2 separate regions of the Homo sapiens genome follow, and region 1 is linked to region 2. A link is an interaction called in ENCODE POLR2A ChIA-PET data of the cell type or tissue named here. Cell type or tissue: MCF 10A. All regions are shown on one strand. Region 1 overlaps TTC39C (tetratricopeptide repeat domain 39C). Region 2 overlaps OSBPL1A (oxysterol binding protein like 1A).

What was found. ChIA-PET counts read pairs that join two places held together with the same protein. Peaks named below come from ENCODE experiments on the same cell type or tissue, not always from the same donor. Only the 100,000 strongest peaks of a DNase experiment are listed, where the experiment ranks them.
Region 1: POLR2A ChIA-PET joins it to region 2 with 5 read pairs; 11 of 35 experiments call an interaction of 5 or more read pairs at or near these places.

Annotation. Positions count from the first base shown.
Region 1 is chr18:24,128,553-24,132,552 of GRCh38, reverse strand. It overlaps TTC39C (tetratricopeptide repeat domain 39C), which reads right to left. Exons shown (of 14, transcript NM_001135993.2): 11 at 3,570-3,667; 12 at 2,136-2,240; 13 at 633-671; 14 at 1-68. Among named protein-coding and RNA genes, the nearest start is that of CABYR, 8.5 kb to the left of the region's middle. In MCF 10A, no CTCF peak of the experiment used is centred here; no DNase peak of the experiment used is centred here.
Region 2 is chr18:24,210,917-24,214,916 of GRCh38, reverse strand. All of the region lies in intron 17 of OSBPL1A (oxysterol binding protein like 1A), which reads left to right. Among named protein-coding and RNA genes, the nearest start is that of CABYR, 74 kb to the right of the region's middle. RefSeq lists an enhancer at 302-872 and a silencer at 3,569-3,743. In MCF 10A, no CTCF peak of the experiment used is centred here; a DNase peak (open chromatin) is centred at 1,806.

The DNA of each region.
Region 1 (4,000 bases), 82 kb after region 2:
AGAGAGGCCAGAGCAGCATGGATGCGGACATGCAATCTGTTTTCAAAGTCGTAGCCAGAGAAATCCTCCTGTAAGATCAAAGAAAGATATTTATGCACTCTGTTAGCTAAGCTTGCACAGGGTACTGTGGTATAAAGCACACTCAATTTTGCATTTCCCAAAGTAAAATCTCTACACTCCCAGTAAAGGTTTCCCATCCACTTGATTTTCATATTACTCAAACCTCAAACTTTGTATTCATTTTTAAAAACGTCAACTGAATGTCAATAAGGTTCTCTTTGGACAATTTTCCTCGAGTTATTCTTGAAAAAGTAGTCTTATGTTGTGCTCAATATAAGTTGCTATTAGAAATTCTTAATTCAGGGACATAGTTATAAAATCAAAAGTTATCTTCCCACCCAAAGACTAAGAGTGTTTCTAAAGCAGGATGAACAATTTCATCGAAGTTCCTTATGATCTTGTAATGTCCCTTAAAACTCAAGAGCTCACTGATTCAATTGGTTGTCATTTTTCCTTTCCAGAAATATTACCAACCAGAACATCATTGCACAAACTTTCTTGAATTCAGACTCAGGTATACAGTGTATGGGATAAGAAGGGCCACTGGAGAAAGGTAGATTCAGGATATTTACCTTTGCTTGAAGAAGTAGAGCTCTGCCTCTTCCTACAGTCTATAAGAAAAACACATTATCCCATAAAATCTGTGTTTATATATACGCAGGCAGAAAATGGTATAATAGGAGGCTATGTTAATTAAAACAATTCACTGTAGACATAGCAATGAGTCAACTGTTCATTCAAGTATAATGACTCCAATATTCTTCTTTTTTTTTTTTTTTTGAGATGGAGTTTCACTCTGTTGTCCAGGCTGGAGTGTGGTGTGCAGTGGCATGATCTTGGCTCACTGCAACCTCTGCCTCCCGTGTTCAAGCAATTCTCCTGCCTTAGCCTCCTGAGTAGCTGGGATTACAGGCACCTGCCACTATGCCCAGCTAATTTTTGTATTTTTAGTAGAGACGGGATTTAGCTCTGTTGGCCAGGTTGGTCTCAAACCTCAAGCGATCCACCCACCTTGGCCTCCCAAAGTGCTGGGATTACAGGTATGAGCCACTGCGCCCAGCCCCAATATTTTTTAATATAAAGATGTTTACTCATTTACATGAGGACATTACTTGATATATAATCACTTGATAAATAATTTTTCATAGTCTATAAAAGGCAACCTCTAAGATATAATATCTTAGGTTAAAATCTTACTAAACAACCTTAAAATTAATGATTATCAAAAGGTTTTATCTGAATCAGTAAGTTATACATAGCTATAAACTTTTTTTTTTTTTTTTTGAGACAGGGTCTTGCTCTGTTGCTCAGGCTGGAGTGCAGTGGCACAATCATGGCTCACTGCAACCTCAAGCTCCAGAGATCCTCTCACCTCAGCCCCCCAGGTTAACTGGGACTACAGGCACATGCTGCCACGCCTGACTATGTTTTTTGATTTTTTTTTTTTTTTTTTTTTTTTTTTTTTTTTTTTTGCAGAGATGAGGTTTCACTTTGTTGCCCAGGTTGGTTTTGAACTTCTGGGCTCAAGTGATACTCCCACCTCAGCCTCCCAAACTGCTGGGATTACAGGCATGAGCCACTGAGCCTGGCCATATTTTAACTTTTAAAAACTGTATTTTTACTATACTTTTTCTATATTTAGATACACAAATACTTACCATTGTGTTACGGTTGCCTACAGTATTCAATACAGTAACATGCTGTACACAATTATAGCACAGAAGCAATAGGCTATAGATACAGCCTGGTTGTGTAGTAGGTGATACCACCTAGGTCTGTGTAAGTACTCTATGATGTTTGCACAAGGAAGGAATTGCCTAACAACGCATTTCTCAGCATGTCATTAAGAGATGTATGACTGTAATTTGAATGCTAGGGAAGAAATTACCTCCTTAAAGATAATAAGGTAGTATTACTAACTTCTTGGATTCATTCTAAGTAAAACCAAGGAAAACAAAATGAAGAACACTGTGTTCAGTTTGTTTTAAATGAAGGGTGCTTTGTGCTTGCCCACTTCCACATTTTTGTTGAACAACATTAAAAATATATATTATATTATATATATAAGATCTTACCTCTGGTTTGTCTAATAGAAGACAGCCAAGTTCATAACAGGCATACGGCTGAACATATAAGTTATTCTGACGACACAATTCATCTTTAACAGCTCGCTGGAAGTACTGAAAGGAATGCAAATGTTATTGGATGAATTCATTTTCCTACTTAGCATAAGGCTTATTATAATCTTCAAGAGGGGGCGGGAAGGGGGACTCATACTCTGTTTTCTAGATCAGATTTTCTCTTCTTTCCTCATCTTCATTCTTTCCTATCTACATCTTAGAAGTCCTTTACATGCTGCCTGATGTGCATTCCTCAGAATATATTGGACTGCCTAATTTGTGCTACTATTTTTCCAGGGGACATATTAGCCTCTATTGATTTTATCACTGAGAACATCTTTTATCTGCATCTAAGAGTCTAAACATCCCATTTTAATATTTAAAACAGAAAACACACAAGGTAACTATGATCTCGACATGCGTCTTGACTGTATCTTGCTAGCACATAAGCATTTGATCTAAAATAAGCTATTTAGGGCTGTGATAACTATCATAAGCCCATACTGAAAGATTAAACTTACAAGGACATTATCATCTAGGATTTAAAAGCCAAGAGTCTCCTATTACTGTACATTAATTCTTTTTTTTTTTTTTTTTTTGAGATGGAGTCTTGCTGTGTCGCCCAGGCTGGAGTACAGTGGTATGATCTCAGCTCGCTGCAACCTCTGCCTCCTGGGTTCAAGCAATTCTCGTGCCTCAGCCTCCCGAGTAGCTGGGATTACAGGTGCATGCCACCACACCTGGCTAATTTTTGTATTTTCAGTAGAGACGGGGTTCCACCATGTTGGCCCGGCTGGTCTCAAACTCCTGACCTCAAGTGATCCATCCACCTTGGCCTCCCAAAGTGCTGGGATTACAGGTGTGAGCCACCGTGCCCGGCCACTGTACCCTGATTCTTTCAAAGAGTAGTCAAAGTAACACTGATATATACTTCTTCAAAACAAGCAATCAAACAAAAAAACAACTCTCTCGCTTGACCCCCAGGGCTGCATCAATAATCCACAGTTATAAAGAGAGAAAACTGAATGCACACTGACATGTCTGATCATTTTTGTTCTTGTCTAACAATGAGACTTCACTCCGCTCCTTCAAAACTGCCTCCTCATGTCCTCCTCTCTCCAGTGGAGGCTGTCATCTTGATAAATATTAGTGCCAGAAAAGGAGGCCATATATAAAGAAGCATTCTAAGAATATGAAGTTAATTAAAAACTAGTATTAACCATCATCAACTTCTAGCATCTGAGAAGATGGCATTAATCAAATAATTGGATAAAGTTTATAGTGGGAGGTTCGGTTTCGTTCAGTGCTTTTTCATTTTTCTTATTCACAAGCATATACGTAGGTGTTCGTGACTTATTTTCTTTAGCCCTGACAACATTAACAGTTTACCTGAACAGCATCTTCTGAGTTTCCTAGACATTTGTGTATGGCACCAAGAAGCAAATACTTTAATCCAACAACAGATGAGTCATCCACTTCATGGCAAGCTTAAAAAGAAGGGGAGTGAACAGAGCAGTAAGCAAATGCATTCACTTAATTCCTTCAATATCATGAAGAGTGAGGTAAATGTTTCAGTTCATGTTTCTGCCTCCTGATATGAACCTAAAACTGCTCTTAATAAAAGAAGTTATGTTAATTTGTTAAAAATGACTTCACATTAAATTGCCATACCATAGGCACCTTTCCATGTTTGTATGAGGTACTGTACTAGTCAGTGGGAGAGGATCAGAACTGACCCTTCCACTTCAACAGCAAGCTGTGGGGGATGGACACACAGGTTAGAGAATGTTACGGGAGTTTTCCAAGAAAATGAGAAAGAT
Region 2 (4,000 bases):
TCTGAAAAAGTAGGTGTGGTTTGAAGGGAAGTTAGTCTGGAAAGTTCAGAGCCATGAAAAGCAACACAGTCATATTTGCAGAAGGGCACTTCTGTTATTCAGTCCATCTCTGCTTCGTTTTTTGTCTTCTCTTGTTGTGAAGTATTTTTTGCACAGTTTTCCCCAAACCCTTGTTTTGGTGATCAGAAATCCTTGTCTGCAGTGTTCCAGATAACATACAGCCTATTAAAAACAGCCTTGCTCCAGAGTTACATTCAACGATCAACAATTTTTATCAAGAGTTCAAACCTACATTCTAGTAGAGAACTCCAGGTCTCACCAAACAGCCTACTGCTACCATCAGCCTCCTAATCCAACTGGAGGTGTTCAAGTTCTGAGACATGACCTTTCTCGATAGAGAGCCCAAGAGATTTCTATGATAGTCAAGAAGGGCTTCTTTCCCCTCCCCAACCAACAAAATTACCAGTAATAAGACAGCTTTGGATCCTTTTTGGAATGTGGAGAGATGTTAGTAGATGTGTGCTCACCACCTTGAAGCCTCTCTGCTCCTTAGAGAGCTCCACACTGCAGGAGACCTAGTTAATCCTTTAGGGATGACGGTAGTTAGCTCTGATCTGTGCAGCATTCACCATGCATTGCATTAATCTCTCTGTTGTTCAGACCGTTTCCTTTAGGTCCTAACGACCGTGATCTACTCTCACTTTTCACTTAATTTCAATGACTTTACATCCGTCTGTTCCAGCACCTGTTGTATGAAATCTAAGTTATTCTTAGAGATAAAGGTGAGCAAAGAATAGTGACCTTGTCCCTAGGTTAAGGTCTGCCTTCCTGTTTCATCTTTCCTTCCCCAGGACTGTGCTGAACTCTGTGAAGCAGGCCTATAGTAAGGGAATCCAGCTGCCTAAAATGACATCTTCTTAGTAAACTAAAAGCCTGATTCAGAGATATTTTTTCATCATTTCCTTTTTGCTTTCAAATGTGAAGATTCTGTAAGCATTCCTGTTAATCCAGTTATGGTGATAAACTGAGAAATAAAAAGAAAATGTACTGTGTTCTTGAAGCTTGACAACAAATTCTAAATTTTAGAAATCCATTGTGAAAATCAGTTTAAAATTGTGTACATACAATTTTAACTTATTAAAGTCAAAACAAGTAAAACCTCTTGTAAAACAAGACCACCCTAACCTTTTTATTGTGTAGAGCCAGATTTGTTAAGTGGCAATCATAGACTATAGATAAGTAATTTAAAACATCAAAAATGAAAAATAATTTTAAGTTATGGAAATATTAGCAAAATTAAATAGTAATATCAGATAATTACATCAGATTTTATTATTATTATTATCATTTTGAGACAGTCCTACTCTATCATCCAGCCTGGAGGGCAGTGGTGTAATCTTGGCTCACTGCAACCTCTGCCTCCTGGGTTCAAGCAGTAGAACTTCTGAGTAGCTGGGATTGCTGGGATTACAGGCCTGCGCCACCACACCTGGCTAATTTTTTATATTTTTAGTAGAGACAGGATTTCACTATGTTGCCCAGGCTGGTCTCGAACTCCTGAGCTCAAGTGATCCGCCTGCCTCGGCCTCCCAAAGTGCTAGGATTACAGGCGTGAGCCACTGTGCCTGGCCACATCAAATTATTAAACTTAAAATAGGAAACCAAGTCATTGGATTTTTTTTAAAGATTCATAACTAAAAAAGGTATATGACTAGCCTTAGAGCTCTTGTCTGAGACTTGTACTGACCTGCTTCTAAGACGCTACGCTAATTTTAGTTGGAGAGGTCTAACAGCAGGTTAAATACCCAGCTGTTGAGTCACCCTCGTCTCTGACTAAGTTGTAAGATATGGTGCTCATTTATACTAGGCTTCAGAATGGCATTCTGGATATACAGAGAGAACTTTGTGATGACTGTATTTGTCTGAATTCGAACCTGAAACTAGGTACAGGGTACATTATAATAACAGTCATGCAGGAAGAGTTTTAAGTGATTGGCTTCTTTAAGACCAGCCTAAATTCTGCTTCTGTTGAAATGGGGATGGGCAAATTTCAGGAATTTAATTGTATCGGTAAATTTTAGACACTTTGTGTTGATTTCTGTATATTAAACTTGCCAAGTATTTCATATATAACTTTGAAGATCTTGAATCTTCATGTACATTACAACTAAAGTTTTAATTAATAGTACACAACTGAGAAAAATAGTATTTTTATGACCGTGGAATACATCTTATCACCTTTGGAGGGCAAACATTTTCCCTTGTTTGAGGGCATCATTTTCATTGTGATAAAATCAAATTATATCAACTTAAGGTGAGATTCTGTGAGTTGTGTGACTAAAAACCAGTATTTACTCTCAGATTTAAATGTTAAGAGAATATGAAAAATCATATCGAACTTTTAGGCAGTCAGGTGAACTACTAAAGATGAGTATGTTGGTTGAAATTTTTGAATTCTGTCTTATTAAAATAAGGTTATATTTGTTTCAGACTATCTTATTTATTTCAAATATTTTTAAGCCCACTTAGTGGAAGTGCCAGAGTTTTAAAGTTTTTGAAGGCCGGGCGTGGTGTCTCACACCCGTAATCCCAGCTCTTTGGGAGGCTGAGGCGGGTGGATCACGAGGTCAGGAGATCGAGACCATCCTGGCCAACATTCTACTAAAATTAAAAAAAAAAAAATTAGCCAGGTGTGGTGGTGTGCGCCTTTAGTCCTAGCTACTCAGGAGGCTGAGGCAGGGGAATCGCTTGAACCTGGGAGGCAGAGGTTGCAGTGAGCCAAGATCACACCACTGTACTCCAGCCTGGCAAGAGAGCGAGACTATCTCTCAAAAAAAAAAAAAGTTTCTGAAGCAGATTCCAGAAATGAAATAACATTTTGAAACAGAATTATCTCAATTGTAAATATTCCTCGACATTTTATTTATCCAGCTTCCTAATATCCTCAAAACCTTAGAGTAGTTGAAATGTAGTTAATATTTGTTGAATGCATTGATTTTTTTTTTTTTGAGATGGAGTTTCGCTCTGTTGCCCAGGCTGGAGTGCAATGGTGCAATCTCCCGAGTAGCTGGGATTACAAGCACATGCCACCACACCCAGCTAATTTGTGTATTTTAGTAGAGACAAAGTTTCACCATATTGGCCAGGCTGGCCTCGAACTCCTGACCTCAAGTGATCTACCCACCTCGGCCTCCTGAAGTGCTAGGATTACAGGCATGAGACACTGCGCCTGGCCGAATTTTTTTTTTTTTTTAACTGCCTTGTTCCAAAGTTTCTTAAATCTGCACTGGGAAAAAGGAAAGTCCTTCTGCTGTCTATGCCAGTGGTTCTAGAAAGTAGAGATTTTGGACTCTTGTGGTGGGGAGTAGGGGTCCTCAAGGCCCTTTCAGGGGACAAAAAAGTTACAACAGTTTTCATTATATTACTAAAAATGTGCCTTTTTCCTATCATTCACTTAAATGTTTACAATAAAGTTTCTAGACTACTTGATGTAAGAAATCGCAGATTGAATGCATAAACAGTTATGAGAATCCAGTTATCCTTTCTTAATCCTGACATTTAAAAGATTGCAATAATGTAAAACAGTGCTACTCTTCTAACTGTTTTTGTTTTGGAAAATACAGTCTTTTTCTATAAAAATGTTATTTAGGGCTGGGTGCGGTGGCTTATGCCCGTAAATCCCAGCACTTTGGGAGGCCGAGGCAGGTGGATTGCCTGAGGTCAGGAGTTCGAGACCAGCCTGGCCAACCTGGTGAAACCCTGTCTCTACTAAAAATACAAAAAATTAGCTGGGCGTGGTGGTGGGCACCTGTAATCCTAACTATTCGGGAGGCTGAGGCAGGAGAATCACTTGAACCCGGGAGGCAGAGGTTGCAGGGAGCCAAGATCATGCCGTGGCATTCCAGCGTGGGTGACAGAGCGAGACTCCGTCTCAAAAACAAACAAACAAAAAAAAAAAGTTATTTGGGTTAACATATCACTTTTACTTTTATTAAATGAA